Linked DNA regions of Homo sapiens: regions 1 and 3 are each linked to region 2. Evidence: read pairs that join two places in POLR2A ChIA-PET (ENCODE). Cell type or tissue: GM12878. All regions are shown on one strand. Each heading gives the region's core, and the rest is flanking DNA. Links, peaks and the distances in the headings are about the cores only.

Region 1 (4,904 bases), core at 1,305-3,804, 54 kb after region 2:
AAAAAATTAAAGTCAAAGGTTTTGGAATGGATCATTAATTGCAAATAGGCATTCTTCTTTTTTTCCCCTTCTCTCCCCACCCCCAGATGGCTATTTTAACTGTAAATTAGACTTCAAATTTTAGATATGTCTCTTTTTCTTACTGTCATGTCCTTTCACCATTGAAAGAAATTTAATTTCCAATCTCTTTTGTTTGTATGTCCTCCATCTATGCAAAACAAAAAATTGAAGAAAAAAAAAAAACCCCAAAAACCTAAAAAACTAACTGGCTTTCAAGGCTCAGCACAAGGTGACTGGAAGTGTATGGAGTTATTTTCTCTTTTTAGCCTCCTTTGTAAAAACCCTGGAATTCTGACTGGTTGGGTAAATGTGATTCAGTTTTTTGTTTTGTAATGCAACTATTTTGATGGTTGGCTTCACAGCTGAGGCGAGCCACCATTTCAAACCCAATAACAGGAGACTTGGAGACGGTACATTACAGAATTAGCAAAAGGTAAGAGATGTGTATGCTGCATATTTTGCCCTCTAATGAGTGTTTTATACATCTTACAGGAATTATTCATTTAAGGAAAGTGGGTCATTTTCAGTCACCAGCTCAAGTCACCACCCTGTATATAAACAGGATAACGCATGGATAAACTGCTTTGTGTTTCACAGGTCTTTCTCCTTCACTAGAAGTTCTGTTTTTAACCTTTAATTGGTATGTTATTTTTAGGGAATTAATATGCTTTTTATCTTTCTTCAGATCAGGTGTCAAATATCCAGGAAGTGGCCTGATACTTGTTTTCTTTTTCCCTTTTGTTGCCAAAGGGGGAAATAAAGCAGCAGCCTCCTGAATCTGGGAGTAGTAGTCTTCACCTATGCAGTTTTCTCATATTCATAAATGCTGCGGTGATTCATATCCTCCTTCATGGTGATTACGTTGGCATTTGTTCATACATCTTGTAAAATAACATTGTCATTATGTAGTAATCTGTATTCCTCCTGTTTGAGTTTTTTATTTAAAAAAATTCGCTGACTCAAAAGTTGGCAGTAGGAAGAACAGAGTTACGCTTCTGAGCTCTGTCTTCCAAAAATTAGTTGTAAACTTAGTTGCCTTTTACTTTGCCAGAGAGATTTAAAAACAGTTTTATCTCAGTGAGAGGTTTGAAAAATGAATTTAAGGAGTCTACTATTTTTTTTCAAAATATTTAAATAACTTCTAGATCTGAGAAAGTTTCTGTGAAACCCAGTGCTATAAATCATTTACATACAGCTTCAAATGATTTTTTGTTTAAAAAAAGTGAAAGGACAATAAATCTACAACAAAAATCTGTCAACTCATTTTCTCTTGATTTGGAAGTGGCTGTTCTTACTGCCACTTTTCTAAATGTTTTTGTGGATTCGAGACCATTACCCACCATCCAGACCAATCTGAACCCTTCCAATCACCTGTGGCTTGGCAAAACAAAACAAACAAAAAGCCCAAAATTGCCTGCTACTGGAGTAAGTCCTTGTCCTTTCTCTTTTTTTGTAGCTGAGCCGAGCTACAGTACATGACCCTGAGACTGGAAAATTGACCACAGCACAGTACAGAGTATCTAAGAGGTAAGGGAGTAATGGAGAGAACTTTAGTCATATTTGGACCATTTCTTTCTTGGGAATCTAATTTTCTGAAAACTCATGATATAGTTTCTAAGACCTAGGTGGTTAGGCATAGATGTTTGATAATATCTGTGCTGGAGTTTTCATGACGGACTAATAAACATGGTTATGGGGCAGTTAATAGGGGTTTTCCAAAGTAACATTAACTTACATAATGTCTGTTGAGGCTCCCCAAACTTTGATAAGTGAAATGTGTTCTCATATTGAACTAAGAGAAGTTCCCAAATTCCCTTCATTAAACAAGGCCTCTTTTGGACTCTGCAGTAAAGCAGGGGTTTAAAAATCTCAGGGTCACCTAGTAGCTGCAGGTATTGCGTAAGTAAGTGCCTTTATAACAAAGCCTTTGCAAGTTCCTTGCTTTTAACAGTGTTTAAAGATAATCTTATTAGGTTATTAGTTGATTGATCACTAAAATGTTTTTTAAAAAGAGCTCACTGTGTAACTTAGAGCTCACAGAATTGGGTGACAGTATTACAATAGAACTCCTTTTCCATCTACTTGTGAAGGTTTCTCGGCTCTCATGAAAATAGAAATATCTTTGTGCTGAATTTTTATTCTAACAAGTAGAATATTTATCCACAGACACAATAACTAATGAAATATAACAAACATAAGCCCCATCCATCTCATTAGGAACATCTTAATACATTTTCACTTGTTTATACTTGATAATGATTGTTTAGTCATGTTATTTAGATTAACAAATGTGAATAATAATTATAGTAACAATCCAGAAGATACTATCTTTAACACAGCCTTTTTATAGGTCTTTAACACAGGCTTTTTGTTTTAGGAAATTCATATTTTTGTTAATTGTATAAATATTTTTAATATAGATAAGTATAATGTGATAAATAAAAGATTTTCAGGCATAAAAATGTGTCACTGTAGGACAAGGTTTCTTAACCTTATCAATAGCACTATTGACATTTTGAGTCAGATAATTCTTGTTCTTGGGGGCTATCTTCAGCTTTGTAGGATGTTTAATAGCATCTGTGGTTCACTGGATGCCAGTAGCACCCTTCCTTAAGTTGTGACAATCAAAAATGTCTCCAGACATTGTCAAATGTCCCCTGATAGGTAAAATCCCCACCACTACCTCTAGTGACTCCACCCCTGTTGAGAATTAACTGTTCTAGGATAAGAATGGAATGAAACTATAACATCAAGAAAAAAAAAAAAGATGTAAAATGTCCAAGTATTAAAAAATATTTTGTTCACATATTTTAAGTGGATGATGGTGGATATCAAATCATTATGGTATTTAGATTCCAGTGGATACATTTAAAGTAATCATTTTTTAGAAATTACCAACGTTTTCAATATGACAATTCAATCATTCGAAACTAAATTATGAAAAAATTTAGTTGTCAACTAAAAAATTTATGCAAAGGCAAACATAGATTTTAACAGGCATTTTAGGAGGTACTCAGAGAAATTTTGAAGATTACTGCTGTCTTCAAAAAGAAAAAGATTAGGCTGGACCGAATGTGTTGATTCAGCATTTCCTTTTTCTTTTTTGGGCAGGACCATATGCCTTTTATATATTAACCTTAAACGTTACTATACACGTCTTGGTTTCTTGTCTCTGCTGTATAACACCACCTGCCCTTTTGCCCCAGTAAGAGAGAAAAATTTTTTTTCTTGCCTATCACTAGCTTCATAGCTGAGACCCCTATAACAAAAGACAGATTAACAAGAGAAAATCATACAAATTTATTTAATACAAAATTTACTTGACAAGAAGCCTTTAGAAATGAAGACCGCAGCCTGAGCAACATGTTAAAACCCCAACTCTACAAAAAATACAAAAAAAATTAGCCAGGTGTGGTGGCATGTACCTGTAGACCCAGTTACTTGGGAGGCTGAGGTGGGAGGATCACCTGAGCCTGAGGAGGTTGAGGCTACAGAGAGCCACAGTGAGCCATGAGCATGCCACTGCACTCCAGCCAGGGTGACAGAGTAAGATCCTGTCTCAAAAAAAAAAAGAGAAAAGAAATAGAAAAAAATGAGAACCCAAAGAAACAGGGAAACCTGTGTATTTTTATGCTAGGTTTGATGAGTGGATAGTCATACAGAAGTATGATGAACAAAGGGGATATGATCTAATGGTAATAAACTGGGGGAAACTTAGCAAAGCCTGTTTGTTCACATACCTCTTGGTATCTCTGTGTCTCAGGATAAGGATGTTCATTTCTTCCAGGTAGAGAGAGGATACTTCTGGATTGAAAGTCTTATACTACTTTAGAGGAAGGTCAGAGAATTCTTTTTTTTTTTTTTTGGGGGGGGGATGGAGTCTTGCTCTGTCGCCCCCAGGCTGGAGTGCAGTGGCGCAATCTTGGCTCACTGCAAGCTCCGCCTCCTGGGTTCATGCCATTCTTCTGCCTCAGCCTCCTGAGTACCTGGGACTACAGGCGCCCGCTGCTGCCCGGCTAATTTTTTGTATTTTTAGTAGAGATGGGTTTCACCGTGTTAGCCAGGATGGTCTCGATCTCCTGACCTCGTGACCCGCCTGCCTCGGCCTCCCAAAGTGCTGGGATTACAAGCATGAGCCCGTGCCTGGCCTAGACAATTCTTTTATAGCCTGCTTAAGGGGAAAAGAGTGGGAGAAGGTCAGAGAGACCTGCTTCTGCTCAAATGCTACAGTGCCATATTTTGGGGTTGAGTGTCCTGAACCCCATTAGAAGACATGAAGAAAATTTAAATTTGCCATAATATGATTTTCATTTTAATCACAGGAGCAATTATCCTTAAGGAACACTAATAGATAGTAAGGATTTGCAGAAACTAATTTGCATAGACATGTTTTGAGATATGATTTACAGTGCTTCTGAACATTGCAATTAACCCGATTTTTACATTAAGCTAATTTTCCATTCTATTACAGAACCTAATTCATATCTACAAAAAACCCCTTCTTTAAAAAAAATAAAAATTAAACTGTTAACAGATTTTATCAGATTATTGCATGGTTTTACACATTTTTTGTCATAAAGTTTGTAAATAGCTAAATCCTCTAGATTTGCATGCTTCTAGGAAGCATATAAAACAAAATTACGGCCAGGAGTGGTGGCTCACGCCTGTAATCCCAGCACTTTGGGAGGCCAAGGTGGGTGGATCACAAGGTCAGGAGATCAAGACCATCCTCACAAACATGGTAAAACCCCATCTCTACTAAAAATACAAAAATTAGCTGGGTGTGGTGGCGCGCCTGTAATCCCAGCTACTCGGGAGGCTGAGGCAGGAGAATGGCTTGAACC
Region 2 (4,904 bases), core at 1,352-3,851:
TTGGAATAATTTCCCACAGATTAGCTTCAGGTTCCCAAAATTTCAACCCTGCTTCTCTTCTACTATTCACATAGTTTTTGATGCTAGAACATTGGACACATTAAAATAACTTCAAGAGTTCTGGCCCTGCACCTTTGTTTTGCAATGCTGGGTGGATCAGCACAACGGGCAATTGGAGTATTCTTGGAAGCCACTGGGACAGCTGGCAATATCTTAACTACACATGGAAGTGACTGTGGGTTATAAAAATATATCCCAGTAAATTCAAACCAAATGTATTCCTAACTCAACTTCCCTTTAGCTAAATTTCAAAAATGTTTGCTTGCCACTCCAACACTAGACAAAGGGAAACATGGTGGAGGGAAGTCACTAAGGACTAAAGATTGCAGTTTAAAATACATTACTTTTATAAATTTTACAGAAGCATAGGACAGTGTGAACATATTACTAGGGACCCTTCCAGGGACTTGGAAAGGGCTAGTGTAAATGAGGGCACCTGAAGCTGAAGCCTCCTTAGCTTCACAGTAAATCTGCTTCAGAGTCTACGGCCATTTTAATTACTGAGTAAACTGTCAACTTTCAGAGTCAGCTCTATGTAGGGCTAGTGAATATGTTGATTACAGCTCCATTTGAGGAAGTTTTTTTTTTTTTTTTTGAGATGGAGTCTGACTCTGTCCCCAGGCTGGAGTGCAATGGTGTGATCTCAGCTCACTGCAACCTCTGCCTCCTGGGTCCAAATGATTCTCATGCCTCCGCCTCCTGAGTAGCTGGGATTACAGGTGTTTGCCACCATGCCCAGCTAATTTTTGCATTTTTAGTAGAGACAGGGTTTCACCATGTTGGCCAGGATGGTCTTGATCTCCTGACCTTGTGATCCGTCTGCCTTGGCCTCGCAAAGTGCAGGGATTACAGGTGTGAGCCACCGCACGCCCTGCCTCTTTGGTCTTATAATTACTTTATACTCCTAAAAAGTATTGAGGACTCCAAAAAGCTTTTATGTGGATCATATTTATCAACATTTACTATATTAGGAATTAAAACAAACATATAAAATATTTATTCATTTAAAACAACAATAATAAACCTGTTACATGTTAACATAACATAAATAACTTTTTTTTTGAGAGAGGGTCTGGCCATGTTGCCCAGGCTGATTTCGAACTCCTGGGCTCAGGTGATCTTCCCGCCTCGGCCTCCCAAAGTGCTGGGATTACAGGTGTGAGCCACTTCATTTGGCCTAATAACATATTTTTAATGAAAAATAACTATTTTCCAAAGCAAAATAATTTAGTGAGAAGAGTGGCATTATTTTACATTTCTGCAAATCTCTTCAGTGTCTGGGCTAATAGAAGATTCTCATATCTGTGTCTGCGTTCCATCTGTATCACAGGCATGTAGTCTCTGGAAGACCTCACTGTATTGTTATTAGAGTGAAAAAGGCAGTAAGTCTTAGTATGAAAATAAAGTCTTAGTATGAAAATAATTTTGACCTTATGGATTCCCTGACTACGCTTTCAGAACCATTGATTTAGACATCATTATATCTACTTTTTAGTTGCCTAGTGCTCCCAGAGTACCCTCTCTCTCTTTCTGTAGCTATATAATCACTCACCTCCTGCGTAAGTCAAATGTTAATTATTGCTATACTTTTTAGCATACATGGAAAACTTTAGAAACCACAATTCTTAATGAATAACAAGTCTTAGCAACTCATTTTTCTCTTTAACTGACAAGGAAAAAATTATCTTCTTCATTGTATTCTCCCTCATAGTACAGGGAGATATAAAGAAACCCTTGGTTTGGGGTTACTTTATAACTAAGGCAAATGTTAGACTAAGATCAAACGCAACATTGGGTGCCTTATATAAATTAATGTTACTGGAGAATCTAATATTTACTAAGTCATTTCTGTGTGTGAGGCATGTGTTAAGTGCTTTACATACATTATCTCATTTTATTCTCACAAGAATCTTACAAGATGGGTAGTACCGTCATTTCTATTTTACAGATGAGTAAACGGATACGGAGAGGTTGTTAATGCCTAGTGTTACACACAGGATTGAGGCAGGATTTGAATTGAGATAACCTGACCCTGGAGCTCTTAGTCTATTATCTACTGATAAGGTATAAAGGTAGGAGATAGAGCACGATTAGTATAAAATGAGTGCTGAGATGTGAGAGGAACAAGACAGCTGAGATACCAAGACTGAATCTCTATTATTTTCCACCCTAGAAAAATTCTGCTTTATTTTCTACACTCCCACGTTCCTCTTCTCATTTTTAAGATACTTTATTGCCGGCGGCCTCGTCGCTTAGGCCTGACGCGGACCCTGAAATCAAGGAGGCAAACTGAACAGGAGCGGGGGAAACCCCGTGGTAACCACGGTAACGGTGGCGGGGCGAGAACCCTGCGCAGGCGCGTTACATCCCACTCCCGCTTACCCACACCACGGCGGCCGGTCCCAGCCACTCCTCTCGGCCTCAGACTCCACGGGCCGGCCACGGGTGGGGGCAGCAGGGAGGCACGGGCTTGGCGCCTGCGCAGTCGCCGGGGCGCTGGTGTGATCGAGCTCACGTAGCGAGGGCTGCAGTCGCCTCCTCCCTGGCGCTGCCATCGCGGCCTAGAGGTTATAAAAGGGCTAACGGGCTCCCTCTGCTGCCCAGTCGCGCCGCCAGCGGGCTGAGGGTAGGAAGTAGCCGCTCCGAGTGGAGGCGACTGGGGGCTGAAGAGCGCGCCGCCCTCTCGTCCCACTTTCCAGGTGAGACGCTCCCTCGATCCCGGAGACTGAGGCCACTGGGCAGCCGTGGACCTTCTCGGACGGCTGCGGCGATCCATTCCTTCCCGCTGTGGTGGTACTTCTGGGGCGGGGGTTCCCCAGGTTACCACAGCAGCCTCGGTTCCTTCCCCTCGGGAGACTCGGCCCCTCTCCCTGCGCCACGCGACTCCCGGCGCCCGCGCTCCTTCGTGCCCCCCTTCCCACCTCTGTCCCTAGTGCGCCTCGGACCGCTGGGGCTGCTGCAGCCTCAGTCCCCGCCCTAGGGACCAGGACTTTCTTGAATTTTCCTTCCCGGGGAGGAATCACTCTGTTGCTTTTTTTTTTTTCCAAGTTCCCCTGCACCTGGTCCTCCCTAACGAGGCTAAGGGGAACGCAAGCGCGGGGCGTGGGCTTTTGGCCGCCACAGCCGCAGATGGTTCGCATGTGGCGGTGGAGAGCGGATTTTAAGGCTTGGAGCTGGATCCGCAGCGCGCCAGGCATTTTTGCCCTATCGAAAGTCGCCGGGAGCTGGGGGGACCTCCCCAGAAAGTTCCGGCTGAACTCATCTGTTGCGCGCAGCGGTGCAGCATTAGCTGCCAGACGTAGCCCGGGGCGCCGAGCTTTCTGCTCGTAGCGCCGAGGAAGTAGGCTCTCAGGTCACCTCGTCGTCAGGGAAGCTTCCTTCCCTCTTCTTCCCCATAACTTTTTTTAAAAAGAGACAAGAGCTCTTCTCTCAATCTCTGTCTCTCTGTCTCTCTCTGCCGAGAATTTGCAGCTTTTAAAAGTCCACATCAGTCCAACAAATTCCATGGTTGTGTGAGGATTTTGAGTTGGATTACATGGCTGGCCCCCGGATGTATGTTTCAATGGGGAGGAAGGATGGTATGATAACTGTGAGACTCTTTCTCCTAAATAATCGACTCTGTTACATACAAATTCAATGTTTAGACACTAACATCTTACGCGTTCCGGATAGAGTGAAGACTCTTGGAATTTTGCACTGTTTTCTTTAAGAAAGGGTTGAAGAAGCAGCTAGATCCTCTTTTAGGAATTGATCTAAAAGGCCAAAGAGACTTGCCAATTTCCACTTAACTGTTTCTGGTTTCTCCGAGAGCAGTGGTTCTCGGACTTTCGCTTGGAATGCACTCGGAGGGGATGAAATAGCCACTACGTGAAGGGGGGAGGGGCAAAGACGTGGCAGCAGCGTTCTTTCATCAATTTTTTACTCTTTTTTTTTTTTTTTTTTAAAGTTCTGGTTAGAAACGTATTTCCCCTTTTAGGTTTAGACGTAGCTTATGAATGAGGCTAGTCTTTTCCTAAAATAATCAGATGAAGAATTCAGTCTGCATAGCAGGAACGTTGGAAGTTAATTTAAAAAACATTTTAAAGGGATTTTTAGAATCAAGTTTCTATGGAGAAAATCGGTATCCTAAGACGATATATTCAAGAAGCTGAAAGTGAACAACCTCAACTATATTTTGTCTTCATGTGAAATGTGAATACACACCCCGTGATTTTTTTTTTTTTTTTTTTTTTTTTTTAGCTTGTGAGCGTAATTTAAGAATCTGAAATGTGAACTTCAAATTTTACTTTTTTCTTTATGTGGGAAAAGAGACTTTATCACTTACCTTTAATAAAATTCATAGTCAGTTTTGGTTTTGGGACATTGTGCCTTAAGTCCTGCCATTGTTTTTGATAGCTGATGACAAATGTTTCTTAGATTTACATAGACTAACTAGGAAAAGGACTATTTCTGTCTCTTTTAAATGGGTAGTGCTGTTTTTATTGACATTTTGAAATGAGTTTTATTTTGAAGTACTGAAAATCAGGACTTTGGTAGGCGGATAATTACATTGGCCATTTTGTGTTTTGGTAACTTAGATGGTAAAACAGTTGAAAAATGTGTACAACTTTTAATTATGCCAAAAAAATTAGTGCAAAAGACTATTGAAAAAAAGTTTTATATTGCCTTGTAGTCTGGGTTGTTGCAGATGAATCTTGGCTTTTTGGCAAGGAGCTGTTAACCTTTTCTATTAGTGCAGAATAAGTTGTATACTGAAAAGCAGTGTTTTTCAGTAGGGCAATTAAGTTCAAACGGCATTTATTCCAGAGATGCAGCAAGAGCTGGGACAGCCATAAAGCTTGTGA
Region 3 (2,500 bases), core at 1-2,500, 340 kb after region 2:
AACAATCCAAACATAGATTGATAACACAACATGGTACAAATAGTATTGTTTCCAAAAAAGAAAGAGAATACCATACGGCCATGTAAACCTCTTTTAAAAACTGATTTTGGCCGGGCTCACACCTGTAATACAGTACTTTTGGAGGCTGAGGCAGGAAGATTGCTTGAGCTCACGAGTTCAAGACCAGCCTGGGCAACACAGCAAAACCCTGTATCTAATAAAAACACAAAAAATTAGCCAGGTGTGGTGGTTCACACCTGTAATCCCAGCACTTTGGAAGCTGAGGTGGGTGGATCCACTTGAGACCAGGAGTTCGAGACCCACTTGGGCAACAAAGCGAGACCTTGTCTCTACAAAACATGTAAAAGAAAACAATTAGCTGGGTATGGTGGTGCACACCGGTAGTCCCAGCTACTCAGGAGGCGGAGGTGGGAGGACTGCTTGACCCTGGGAGATTGAGGCTGCAGTGAGCTATGATCATATCACTGCACTCTAAGCCTGGGTAACAGAGAGAGAGACTCTGTCTCAATGAAAAAAAAAAAAAAATGGTTTCAATTGGGCTAATATCCCTAAAGCAAGTACTCTGGCACAACCTTTGAAAACTCTTATCTGGCAAAAACAACAACAACAACAAGGGTTGAAGAGATGCCATATTTAGATGATCATTTATCTATTTATGCTTCCGCCGTTCAAATTGCTTTGAATTACAGGCTACAAGTGCAAACTCATAGTGATCTAATATTAATAACAATAACAACAGTTAGCACTTAAATAGTACTTAATGTATTTACTATATTTATGCGCAAGGCACTATTCTAAATGCTTCATGTATTTAACTCATATAGTACTCACAACTCATTGGATAGGTATAATTGTTCCCCACTCTACCATCAACATTACACACCAGGCTTAAAGACATAAAGTAAATTGCCCAAGCTGGCCAGGTGGGGTGGCTCATGCCTGTAATCCCAGCACTTTGGGAGGCCAAGGCGGGTGGGTCACCTGAGGTCAGGACTTCAAGACCATCCTGATCCACATGCTGAAACCCCGTCTCTACTAAAAATACAAAACTAGCTGGGCATGGTGGTGCATGCCTGTAATCCCAGCTCCTTGGGTGGCTGAGGCAGGAGAATTGCTTGAACCCGGGAGGCAGAGGTTGCAGTGACTGAGATCATACCATTGCACTCTAGCCCAGGCAACAAGAGCAAATCTCTGCCTCAAAAAAAAAAAAAAAAAAAATCTCAGGTTCACATATCTAGTAAGAAATAGCTAGAATTTGACCCCAGGTAGTCTGAGACTACAGTCCATGCTTTTAACCACTATACTTATTATATTCCCTTCCTAACTTGATCAAGGTCACACAGCTAACTAGGTAGTGATACCAGGAATTCAATACAAATCTTGAGCCACATAAAAACACAGTTTGTTATGAAATATGTGAGGTTATAACTCTGTAGAAGTGCTAAGAAATCTTTAACATCATCTGCAAAAAATGTCTGCAAACTGGGCAGTATGGGACTTGAGTGTCATTTGTTGGGCTTTTTGTTGTTGTTGTTTTTGAGGCAGTGTCTAGCTAAGCCCAGGCTGGAGTGCAGTGATGCACTCATGGCTCACTGCCACCTCAACCTCCTGGGCTGCTCATGCCTGTAATCCCAGCAGTTTGGGAGGCTAAGACAGGTGGATGACCTGAGGTCAGGACTTCAAGACCATCCTGATCAACATGGTGAAACCCTGTCTCTGCCTCCCAAAGTGCTGGGACCACAGGTGTGTGCCAACATGCCTGGCTAATTTTTTAATTCTTTGTAAAGACAGGGTCTATGTTGCCCAGGTTCATCTCAAACTCCTGGGCTCAAGTAATCCCCCTGCCTTAGCCTCCCAAAGTGCTGAGATTACAGGTGTGAGTCAGCATGCCCCGCCTCCAGTGTCATCTGTAATTCAACCAACCTGCATGATACATAATAGAAGGAGGAAAATACTGATGATCAGAAAATCTGGCTGAAGTCTTAACTTTGCCATTAATTGGCAGCATGCTATTAAACAGAATATAAGCTCCGGACTCAAATAGACCTGGATTGAAATCTGGGCTTTAAGACCTTTGGGTAAGGGTGGCTCAGTTTGTGCACAGTACAAAGGCATCAAGGAAGCAAAATAAGGCTGAAATTCTGCCCATGTTCAGCTCACAGATGCTGAAATAAGTGGCATCTAAGCACAGGTCCCCAAGTTACTGCTTCGGGTGGTGTGCCAGGCCAGAGGAAGTTTGGCTTCCTCATTGGTTCACCACAGGGGGTAACTTTCCTAATTCAAACAGAAGTCTCTCATAGCTAGTGGTGGCTCTGCCTACTCTGCTACTTACCATATAACAATTGCTACTTGCAATATAATCTAGGGTAAGTTACTTAATCACTCTAAACCTCAGTTTCCTCATCTGGGAAATATGGCTGAAAACAGTACTTACTTCATAGTGTGGGTTTGTGTGTGTGTGTGTTTTGTTTTTTTGTTT

What was found. Peaks named below come from ENCODE experiments on the same cell type or tissue, not always from the same donor. Only the 100,000 strongest peaks of a DNase experiment are listed, where the experiment ranks them.
Region 1: POLR2A ChIA-PET joins it to region 2 with 13 read pairs; 12 of 35 experiments call an interaction of 5 or more read pairs at or near these places.
Region 3: POLR2A ChIA-PET joins it to region 2 with 10 read pairs; 2 of 35 experiments call an interaction of 5 or more read pairs at or near these places.

The regions. Positions count from the first base shown.
Region 1 is chr10:73,040,570-73,045,473 of GRCh38, reverse strand. P4HA1 (prolyl 4-hydroxylase subunit alpha 1) reads left to right here. Exons shown (of 15, transcript NM_001017962.3): 9 at 423-493. Among named protein-coding and RNA genes, the nearest start is that of P4HA1, 54 kb to the left of the region's middle. In GM12878, for the core only: no CTCF peak of the experiment used is centred there; no DNase peak of the experiment used is centred there.
Region 2 is chr10:73,094,621-73,099,524 of GRCh38, reverse strand. P4HA1 (prolyl 4-hydroxylase subunit alpha 1) reads left to right here and starts at 2,659. Exons shown (of 15, transcript NM_001017962.3): 1 at 2,659-2,759. RefSeq lists enhancers at 2,209-2,278, 2,523-3,278 and a silencer at 2,309-2,638. In GM12878, for the core only: a CTCF peak has its summit at 2,659 (motif pointing left); a DNase peak (open chromatin) is centred at 2,554; H3K4me3 peaks cover 1,864 bases; H3K27ac peaks cover 2,143 bases.
Region 3 is chr10:72,753,886-72,756,385 of GRCh38, reverse strand. All of the region lies in intron 1 of MCU (mitochondrial calcium uniporter), which reads right to left. LOC124902450 (a long non-coding RNA gene) reads right to left here. Exons shown (of 2, transcript XR_007062189.1): 1 at 1-2,500. Among named protein-coding and RNA genes, the nearest start is that of MIR4676, 34 kb to the right of the region's middle. In GM12878, for the core only: no CTCF peak of the experiment used is centred there; no DNase peak of the experiment used is centred there.